Linked DNA regions of Homo sapiens: regions 1 and 2 are each linked to region 3. Evidence: chromatin loops called from intact Hi-C (ENCODE). Cell type or tissue: heart right ventricle. All regions are shown on one strand. Links, peaks and the distances in the headings refer to the core of each region. The heading gives the core; the rest is flanking DNA.

What was found. Hi-C counts contacts between places; a loop is a spot of excess contacts. Peaks named below come from ENCODE experiments on the same cell type or tissue, not always from the same donor. Only the 100,000 strongest peaks of a DNase experiment are listed, where the experiment ranks them.
Region 1: a loop joins it to region 3, with 8 times the contacts of the local background. A loop is called at or near these places in 78 of 110 quality-filtered maps.
Region 2: it touches region 3 in a loop (4-fold over the local background); 39 of 110 quality-filtered maps call a loop at or near these places.

Annotation. Positions count from the first base shown.
Region 1 is chr3:124,015,380-124,018,525 of GRCh38, forward strand. No RefSeq gene overlaps it. Among named protein-coding and RNA genes, the nearest start is that of KALRN, 16 kb to the right of the region's middle. In heart right ventricle, for the core only: a CTCF peak has its summit at 1,338 (motif pointing right); a DNase peak (open chromatin) is centred at 1,302.
Region 2 is chr3:124,280,317-124,283,462 of GRCh38, forward strand. The region is part of intron 5 of KALRN (kalirin RhoGEF kinase); the gene reads left to right. Among named protein-coding and RNA genes, the nearest start is that of MIR6083, 92 kb to the right of the region's middle. In heart right ventricle, for the core only: a CTCF peak has its summit at 1,597 (motif pointing left); no DNase peak of the experiment used is centred there; H3K27ac peaks cover 1,253 bases.
Region 3 is chr3:124,078,200-124,081,345 of GRCh38, forward strand. The region is part of intron 1 of KALRN (kalirin RhoGEF kinase); the gene reads left to right. Among named protein-coding and RNA genes, the nearest start is that of KALRN, 46 kb to the left of the region's middle. In heart right ventricle, for the core only: CTCF peaks have their summits at 1,341 (motif pointing left) and 1,541; no DNase peak of the experiment used is centred there; H3K27ac peaks cover 756 bases.

The sequences.
Region 1 (3,146 bases), core at 344-2,843, 63 kb before region 3:
TGGGTTAAATTACTTAAACAGTCTGAACCTTAGCTTCTTCATCTGTAAAACAGAGATAATAATAATATTTCTCACAGGGCCACTGTGAGGATAAAATTAGATAATGTACCCAAATCTCTTCACACAGAAAAGCCTTCCCCTGGTGGATCTCTCATGTACCCCCTGGATTTTCTAGGAGAGTGTGGCTTCTCCAATACCTTCTCGAACAGCTATTGAGAATCACTGCTTGTAATGAGAAATATTACGAATGTGGAGCCAGAAAAAGTCTGACAGCCTTTGCAGCAGGGGGATGAGGAGGAGGTGGTTGTGTGTGTCCTCAGCTCAGTGGTAGGTGCTGGGCATGTGGTAGGAATGAAAAAGAAAAGGTAGCTATTATTAGTAGAATAGTATCTATAACTTTTATTTTTTGGCACAAATTAACAATTTAACAAAAACCAGACATTATTTTTGTTGGTGCTTTACCGGAAACATTGCTGTTTTCTAATGACTTCTGGTAGTAGTTTGTCATTATTTTTTATTTTAGGTTTTATTTTGTGTAAAAGGACTAAGTGAGATGGGTGTTTGCAATTTTTTTCTTTCCAACTGACTAGCTAGTCAATGCTCCTTTGGACCCCAGCCCACCGCCCTGAAAAAAAGGAAAAAGAACAAATTGAGAACTTATGAAACCACAACCCAGAAACCTGAATGTTTTTCATTTTAACTTTTCTTGGAAAAATTTGATGAAAAGCCTGTGCTGTGGTTTTAAACGGCATTGGGATGCCCGTCTCCTGTCCTTACCCCTAAGCTTCTGAACGTGATTTATATTTCCCTATTTTAAGCTAGTGCAGATTTATGAGACTTTAAACACCATGGTTGGAGTTACTGGAGGTTTAAAGAGATTAAGCAGGTCCAGTAGCACCTGGAGGTGTATAAGTTGTTTAAAAGATTTATCGGCATTCCCATGTTAAAATTCACTTCTCAAGGATTCTCATATCCTGGATCTGAATCTATTTTGGGCAGAGGAGTAAATTTTTAGGATGTTTCATAAATGGAGGAAAAAACCCATCCCTCTATCGCTTCTTGCTTTGTTTTTTGGGCTGTGCCTCTGCCCCCTCACCTCTCTATCTTGCATGTCTAGCTAGTTCTGTCTCTGGGGTTTCCCTTCTCTCTGTTCCTGTCCTCTCTCAAGCGGTTGATCTCTTAGTGTTTCTCTGTGTTCACAAACTCAGCCTTTGACCCAGGAACCTAACAACAGCCAGAGGGAGCCTGAAGCTTTCTTGCCTGCCCTTGGCTCCTTGTGGTCCAGGGAGGGCTGCGGTGGTGGGAATGCCTGACACAGGGTAAAAAATCTCTGTGTTTACACCAGGGGGAGCAATGACTCCGTGGCTGAGAGGGGCTGGCTAGAGTCTGGAGTTTCCAAATGTCCATTCAAAGCAAGACACAATTCCTAGGTAGTTAAATTTAGGAGACTCTGTATTGAATGACCTTGAAAATAGGTTCAGGGCACAACATGGGCACACCGCTTTGTCATATTCTACAAATACTGGGGAGAGCCAACATTCTTCTCATTGCCAATAATTATGCTCATCAGCCTCCACGTCTTGCCTCTCACGTTTCTTCCATGTCCCAGCTCTGCCCACCCTGTCAAATCAGTGTGGATGTAGGGAACATGAACACATTTTAATATCAGCCTAAACCAGACATCACTGGGAAGGAAATTGGAGAAACCATTCCAAAGTCAAGTAAAAATAGCTTGTGAATATGTACTCCATGGTTCCATTTATGTGAAACCCTACAAAAGACAAATCTAATCTACAGTGACAGAAAGCAGACTGGTGGTTGCTTGGGACTAAGGTGGGGGCAGATTGGCTGAGATGGCACAAGAAAACTTTTTGTGATGTTGAAAGTATGCTATGCCTTGATTGTAGTGATGGTCGGACAGTTATATAAAGTTGTAAACACTCACTAAAATGTACAATGAAAATGAGTGTGAACTATACCTTGGTTTTTAAATGTCTCTGTTGTACATTCACACCAGCCTTTACCTCCATTAGCATAGACAATAGGAAGCTGTGTGTGAATCTTAGAATGCTCCCCAATCCAGGAGTGGTTGTTCAACCAGCCTATGCTGTGTGTCTATAGAGGGCACGGATAATCCAAAGCAGCAGATGAAACACCTAATTAGTTCTAATTGACTCTGGACTTTTTCTGTGCATTTGCCTTCCCTGAGTACAACCTGACTGACAGGAGCGGGGAGAGTAGGCAGCCAAGAAATGTGGCAGGGGAGGCCAGATTAAACAATTACAAGGGAGGGACAACAAAAGGGTGACTGACCACGCAGATGATAAAGAATTGTTGACTTTGTAATGTGAACTCATATTGTGCAAAGCAATTGGTGAGGTGGAGCAGATGTGCATTAGAAACGAAACCAACCACCCGGAATGGTCATGGTCTCTGGATAACAGGGGAGCTTCATCGACTCCATCTTTTCCACATCTCTAATTAAAATTTTGATATTACTTAAGTCAGGCACACTGCTCTATTCATTCCGACATCTGAATATCCATTTTAAAGTGGGCTAGGCTCACCCAGAGGATGATATAACTAGATTAAGAGATGGTGTGAGGGTTTAGAACATTGGATTTTTTGTCCCTGTTTGTGTGACCTTCTGGAAAATCTCTTGTTTCATTTATTTTTTTCTTTATTCCCTTATTCAATAAAATTATTGAGCACCTATTATAAACCAGGCTGTTTGCCAGACATTGTTGACATATTGCTATAGGCGTCATTTTCCTCATTTGTAAATGCTCATTCTGGGATCCCTTGACTATCCTGACCACTGTGCTAATGGTAGGTAGTGATGAGGTCAGGCTCTGAGACCTTCAATGCTGTGCCTCAATGTTGAGGCTGCCTCAATATAAAAGATAAGACTCTCCAACTTCCTTGGTCTCTATCTTTTTAAAGAGTGGCTCCAGATCACTGAAAGCATCTTTGTCATAAAAATTCCATGGAAATGAAATTAAGCATTTTAGTTTTATTTGTTGAAAATCTGTCCTTTAAAAACCTCCTGAGACCATTTTAAAGTTAATTTCTTATTGCTTCAAAGAACAAACTCACATATAGGTATGAACTAACATTTGATCTAGCGCAAGGCAGTAAACTAGGGT
Region 2 (3,146 bases), core at 344-2,843, 200 kb after region 3:
CCAGAATCTACCCTCCTGTAGTTACACCCTGCAGTCCCATCTCTGTCTCCCAGGGTCATTGGGGAACTACTCTCTTCCTTCCCCTGCAGGGCAGCTCTCCCATAACTTGGGGACAGTGCTTGGGGACCTTCCTCATGTTTTCTTCACCAGATAAAGTTCTGTGAGTTCTTTCAGCCTATTTTCGTTTGACGTGGGCTCTAAACTCTTTAATGCAGCTTTCCTGGGACCAGTTTTTCAAGTGGATGAGGGGTAATGGGAGGAGTCTGCAGCTTTTGGTCCCACTTGCACAGGTGAGAATGAGATTTTGTATGTGTAGGTGCACTAGTTTTTGTAGCCCAAGTTAGTTGATCTGAAACCCCAAGAGTTTGCCCACCCAGAGAATGATGTTCTCTCACTTGAATAGAGAGAGACACCATCTCATATATAAATACAGGAGGATGTCTTCTCACATGTGAGCACAGAGAGATTTTTCCAGTATGAAAATGTTGAGTTAAAGTGTTCTGGTGCCAAGGTCAGTAGTAGTTACTGTTTCTCAGGGAAAAGCCCAACTCAAGGGTATCTACTGTTCAACCCCATTCCTGTATCCCATGGCTCTTCCTGAGGTCATTCCCAAGGAGAGCAAAAGCCTCATACTCTTATCTTGTAAAGAGTCGGAAACCTGTGGTAAAACAACATGGCACATGTATACCTATGTATCAAACCTGCACATTGTGCACATGTACCCTAGAACTTAAAGTATAATAAAAAAAAGAAAAAAAACACGCAAAGGAATATTAATCTCTTGGAGGAAATCTGCCTCTAGCTGGAATCCCAGAAGGGTTCTTCCCCCAGTCCCCCATCCCATGGCCCCTTTGAAATCCCACTCTTGGTTTGTTCACCTCTAGTCTCTCCTTAGTAAGCTTTCTCTAGCATAAGAATGTCCTGCTATAGGAACAACTGCTGATGTGGTGAGAAGATATACTCTGTAACATATGCGTTCTGGTGGAGAGATAAAAGAGGGTTTGGTTTCCTCCATCCTCTTTAGAGATTGGGTTGACCAGCTTGTCCCAGATTTCCCTGGGGAGGTGACCTTGTCATGAGGTGGCAAGAGGGGGTACAAACATGAGGGCCCTAGAATGGAGAGTGAGACTGGACTTGGGCATTCAGCTCCCATCCCTCAGGGCATTCTCTTCTGTGCTTTGCACATTCCCACCTTTTCATGCCTTTGTTCATGCCAACACTCCTCCCATTTGGAATGCCTGCTCCACTATATGTGCCTATTAAAACCCTCCCCCAGCTGAAGGTCCAGCTCAGATGCTACTCTCTCTGTTCTGCCCTGTTGGAGGTGCTCTTTCTCCCTCTGAGCATTTCCTGCAGCCCTTATCCATCCCCCTCAAATTGTCCCTGTTCCATGCCATCTAGCATTATAGCTAGGTGCTCAAAGATCTCATTCCCCCAATTATATTGAAAATTTCTGGAGGTTAGGACCAGTGTCTTCAATTACTCTGTGTTGACCAGAGATACTTAGTGCCAAATAAATAGTTGACCGTGACACAGTCTGTACTCACTGGGCTGCTTGAGAATAGAACAAAACCTGTGAACACTGAGCTGACACAAGAGCACCACCTACTGCTGAATGGTTTCTAGGAACGCTACCTTAATGCACTCACTGTTGAAAACTGGGGTGTTAGCAAGTTTCACCTTGCAATGGAAAGAGTGATTTGGAGGCAAGAAACTGGTTCTGGTCCTTTTATACTAATCCAAGTGGGAACAGATGAGGTGGTAGTGAAAGTAGAAAGGGAAGGGACAAACCCTCGAGACACTCAAGGGAAGAAAATGAGACCAGTGACTGGCTGGATGTCAGGGGGCAAAGGCAGCACCAAGGCCTTCGTGTTAGGAGGATTGGCAGTGGGACACGAGTGGGAACAATTCCCGAAGACATTTTGGAAGAAGGATGGATAATTAAATGAAATTTTAATTTTAATTTGTTTTAAGGCACAGAAAAGTGAAAGAAGTGATTATGAAGGTTACTAAAAACATTATCATGTGTTAGCTGGTTGTTGCATTTCTGCCCTACATTTTTCTTTTTTTTTTTTTTTTGAGATGGAGTTTTGCTCTTGTTATCCAGGCTGAGTGCAATGGCACAATCTTGGCTCACCACAACCTCTGCCTCCTGGGTTCAAGTGATTCTCCTGCCTCAGCCTCCTGAGTAACTGGGATTACAGGCATGTGCCACCACACCTGGCTAATTTTGTATTTTTAGTAGAGATGGGGTTTCTCCATGTTGGTCAGGCTGGTCTTGAACTACCAACCTCAGGTGATCCACCCACCTTGGCCTCCCAAAGTGCTGGGATTACAGGCATGAGCCACCACGCCTGGCCTCTAACCTACTTTTAGGGACAATGGATGCTATCTAAACACAGGCATTTACCTTGGTCCTCTGGCAGCCTTGAGGAGTGATGGGGCTCTTCATTCAGTAAGTTCTTCCTAAGCCCTGCAGAGTATATCCTGTAGGGTCTGGAAGCTGGAAACACTGCCAAGCTTCTCCTTGTGGATGTGCCCAGCCTGGCTCCCTGCATGGCCCCTTACCTGTCTGAGCCCCATTGCAGAGGCTGCTGCTGGAAGAGGGGAGAAGGGGCAAAATGGGGTGCCTAGTCCTCCTCCTAAGCTCAAGGTCAGGCCCACCTAGCACATACCAGCATAGCTAGGTGGTGGTCTTCTCCCCAAGAGAAGGGCTCCCACAGGGAAGCCTGCCTCCTCCCAGAGAGGGGCTCCCAAAGAAAGAGCTGCCTCATCCTTAGCCTCATGTGGAGCTTTGTTCCCAGATGTGCAAGTGATTGGCACAGCCGATTTTAGGATGTGTGGGAGGACTAGATGAGAACATCCAACAGACACTCCATTTTTGCAGTAACAATAATAGTTACCATTTATTGAGTGTATCCCTTATGCCAGGAACAACCATTAGCTCATCTAAATTAACTTGCCAAGGGCCAGATCTCAGTTTATGTCTAAATTTAGCTCCGGGATAAAGTTGGGCATTATTTTCTCAGCCTGGATTAAATAGGATTTGACCTCTTCAAGTCTACATTTTGGGAAGTGAGTGAAGTACATTCCCTCACTGTGTTCCTGAAAATATTTTATCAGCATTTGTGGTTCAAATGGAAGGA
Region 3 (3,146 bases), core at 312-2,811:
GGTATTTGTGTACTTGTCTTGACTTCCTTACTCAACTGTATGTTGTTTGAGGGCAGGACCTGGGTCTGACTCATTCTGTACTATACTAGCATAAGAGACACAAAGTGTTTGTGGAATGGATATTTACCTCAGTGAAACAGCTGCCTAGACTTGGGTTCCATATGAATTAGTTAATTGATAATGTATTTATAATAGCCTCATGGATATTTATTGGGTCCTACTGTGTTTAGGGGCTCAGTGGTAAATGCATCAGGTACAGTCTAGGCCCTGTCGTGTAATGGGGAAACAGGCTGGTAGAGTGGCCATAATGCATGTGGTAAGGATGGTGACAGGGCAGGTACAGGGCTGTGGCTGGGGAGGTACAGGGCTGTGACGGGAGACACTGAGGAGGATATGGGAGCACATAGCAGAGACAACAAACATAGTCCTAACATCTCGAGGGCTTGCTGGAAGAAGAGGTCTTCCACCTGAGACTAGAAAGATGAGTAGAACCTTGACTCAGGTACATAGTAAAATTGCTTTAAGTCTCAGTTTAAAAAATCTTGTTTTATTTGCATTTACTCGCAAGCACTTACAGAAATACTTCCTTAGTACTAGGTTTTCTGAAGTGATCTCTCACTCTCAACCAAGGCAGTTGTTAACATTTGAAGGTTTCTAGGGACTGGGACAAGGGTTGTTGATTGTATTCAACTTTTACCAAGCCAACAGCTGTGGCTGGAGACAGAAAGTTTTCTCTTTTAAGAGCTGGGTGGAAGATTATTCTCTTCTATCTGGGAAAAGATAATCATATACTTTCATGCTGTCAGGGTGGGGCCTATTCTGTTTTTGTTTGTTGCTTGCTTGTTTTGTGGCTTCAGCTGTGTGGATACAGAGCAGGAAGGCTAGAAGCAGGAAGAGGCTGGGGTGTTTTTCTGACCCTACAGATAGTTCTTCTTGGGTCGGGAAGAGAGACTGTAGTAGCAAACATGATCTGCAGCTGCAGAGGAAGCAGAGGGGATTTTTGCATCAAGGACAGACGTGGGGATGAGGAACTGTATACAAGTCAGGAAACTTGATACCAGAGAGAGGAGGCCACAGAAGATAAGGGGTCTCCGTAGACCCTGTACAAAAGAAATGTACAAGAGGAAGACAAATGGATTAAGAATCATTGTGATGGATAATCAGAAAGATTATGAATGATACTTACATGTTTCTTTAAAAGGGATTACTTTTTTGGCTTAATGCTTGTACTCTGTTCTCTTATTTTATTATTTTATTTTTAAAGGTATTAAACTGTGCTGCTTTTTAACCACACCTAACATTTAGGACCCAGAGCCCAAGACATCTACTGCCACCTGGTGGTAGAGTATACCACCTGTGGGATTTGGAATTGATGAGACTACATTGATTGAAAATTGATTCTGCAGTCAAAATATGGAATCATAGAACATAGAGTTGTTGGAGATATTAAAGATTACATAGTTTTTCTTCTAATAAAACCCAACGTCTTTTTATATAAGTATTTTAGTTGAATGCCTCCAATGACAGAGAGCTCATGATCTGGCCTGACAGGCTATTTTGTCTTTCATTCTTGTTAGTTAGAATGTTTTTTCTTTTTATTTATTTTTAAATAGAAAAGTCACTTGTATTTATTTGTCTTCATGTTTACCTCTGGAAAAAACTCACAAGTTTAGTGATTCATCTATATAATAAGCTTTCAAATATTTGCAGGAACGTGTTTGTTTCCCCATAATCTTTTTGTCTTCAGGTTAAACAGTCATAGTTCCATATTTATTATTCTGATGTCATGCTTCTCAGAATCCCCATAGCATTTCTTTCCTCTAGTTGCATTCTATGTTGCCAGTGTTCCTGCTGCCAGAATTGGATCCAACCCATTGTTCCAGACAAGATCAGGTTAGTGAACTCTAGTACTTGCAGGCTGTCTGAACACGAAACTTCTAACACCTTCTGTATAGTATGAGTTAGCTTTCTGTAGCCTTTCCACAATGCTGACTCCTCTTAGGTTTGTGGTAACTGAAAGCCCAAGAATTTGTATCCTTTCCCACACTGTAAAACTTTTTTTTAAAAAGCTAAAAGCAAGGCTGTACTTTAGAAAGAAAGCTTAATGACACAAGTTTAACACAAATACATTCTAAATTTCAGAGGTTACTCGTAAAGCCAAAGCCTTTTTGAACTCCATACCAACTCAGTTTCTCTTTGGAGGTAGATCCTGGTATTAGTTATTAGGGGTCCTTCCAGATCTTTCTGTGCATTTACATAGATAGATAGATAGATATCATCAGAAATGTGTAAATTGTGTATGTGTGTTTGAGGTTAACATATCATTTTGCAAGTTTTCTGCATGCAGCATGTCCTGGAAATCTTCTGCATAGTGTATTTCACAGTGTGGATATTCCATAGTTTTCTTAGCAATTCTTCGATTATTTCTGGTGTTTAAAATCATCATAAACAGCGTCTCCTTGTACACATGTACAAGTGCTTCTCTAGGGTAGATACAAAAGACTGGGTGAGTGATACATATATGTTTATTTTAAAATGTAGATCTCAGACATGAAATTTGCCCTTGTTAATTTTGACCTAGTGTTCGAATCTGCCCAGATAATTTTATGTCTTGATTTTGATCATCTATTATAATATTAAGCCCACTATACCAGTTTTGCCCATAGTATAAGCATATCTTTGATCTCCTGATCTAAGGAAACGATTGTTTTAAAAGTCAAACACAACAATTAAGGGAGGAGCTCTGTGGCCATTACCAGAGACCTGCATTCCACCTAAAGCTCACTGTATGCTCCTAACAAACACTTTGGTCCATGCAGTTTATCTACAGCAATTCTACCCAACTATACGCTCATCCCATTCATTTTTTACCATCTCATATACAAGAGTTTCATGGAGGACATTTGTAAAAGGCTTAGCAGAAATCCAGACTCACCTTCTATGACATTCTCCTGTCTACTGTAGCGGGACTGTCATGGAGGGAAATGAGAACGGCACACGTTGCTCCTGGGCATCTGTTATTTAAAATAGATCCTGGTAACACTTTAATGAGCAATGTGTTTATGTACCTCCATGCAAGAGTGTATTCAGTCTCAAAGATATCAAGAAAAAATAAGCTGTCCACTCCCAGTTGCCTGTCTTACCTA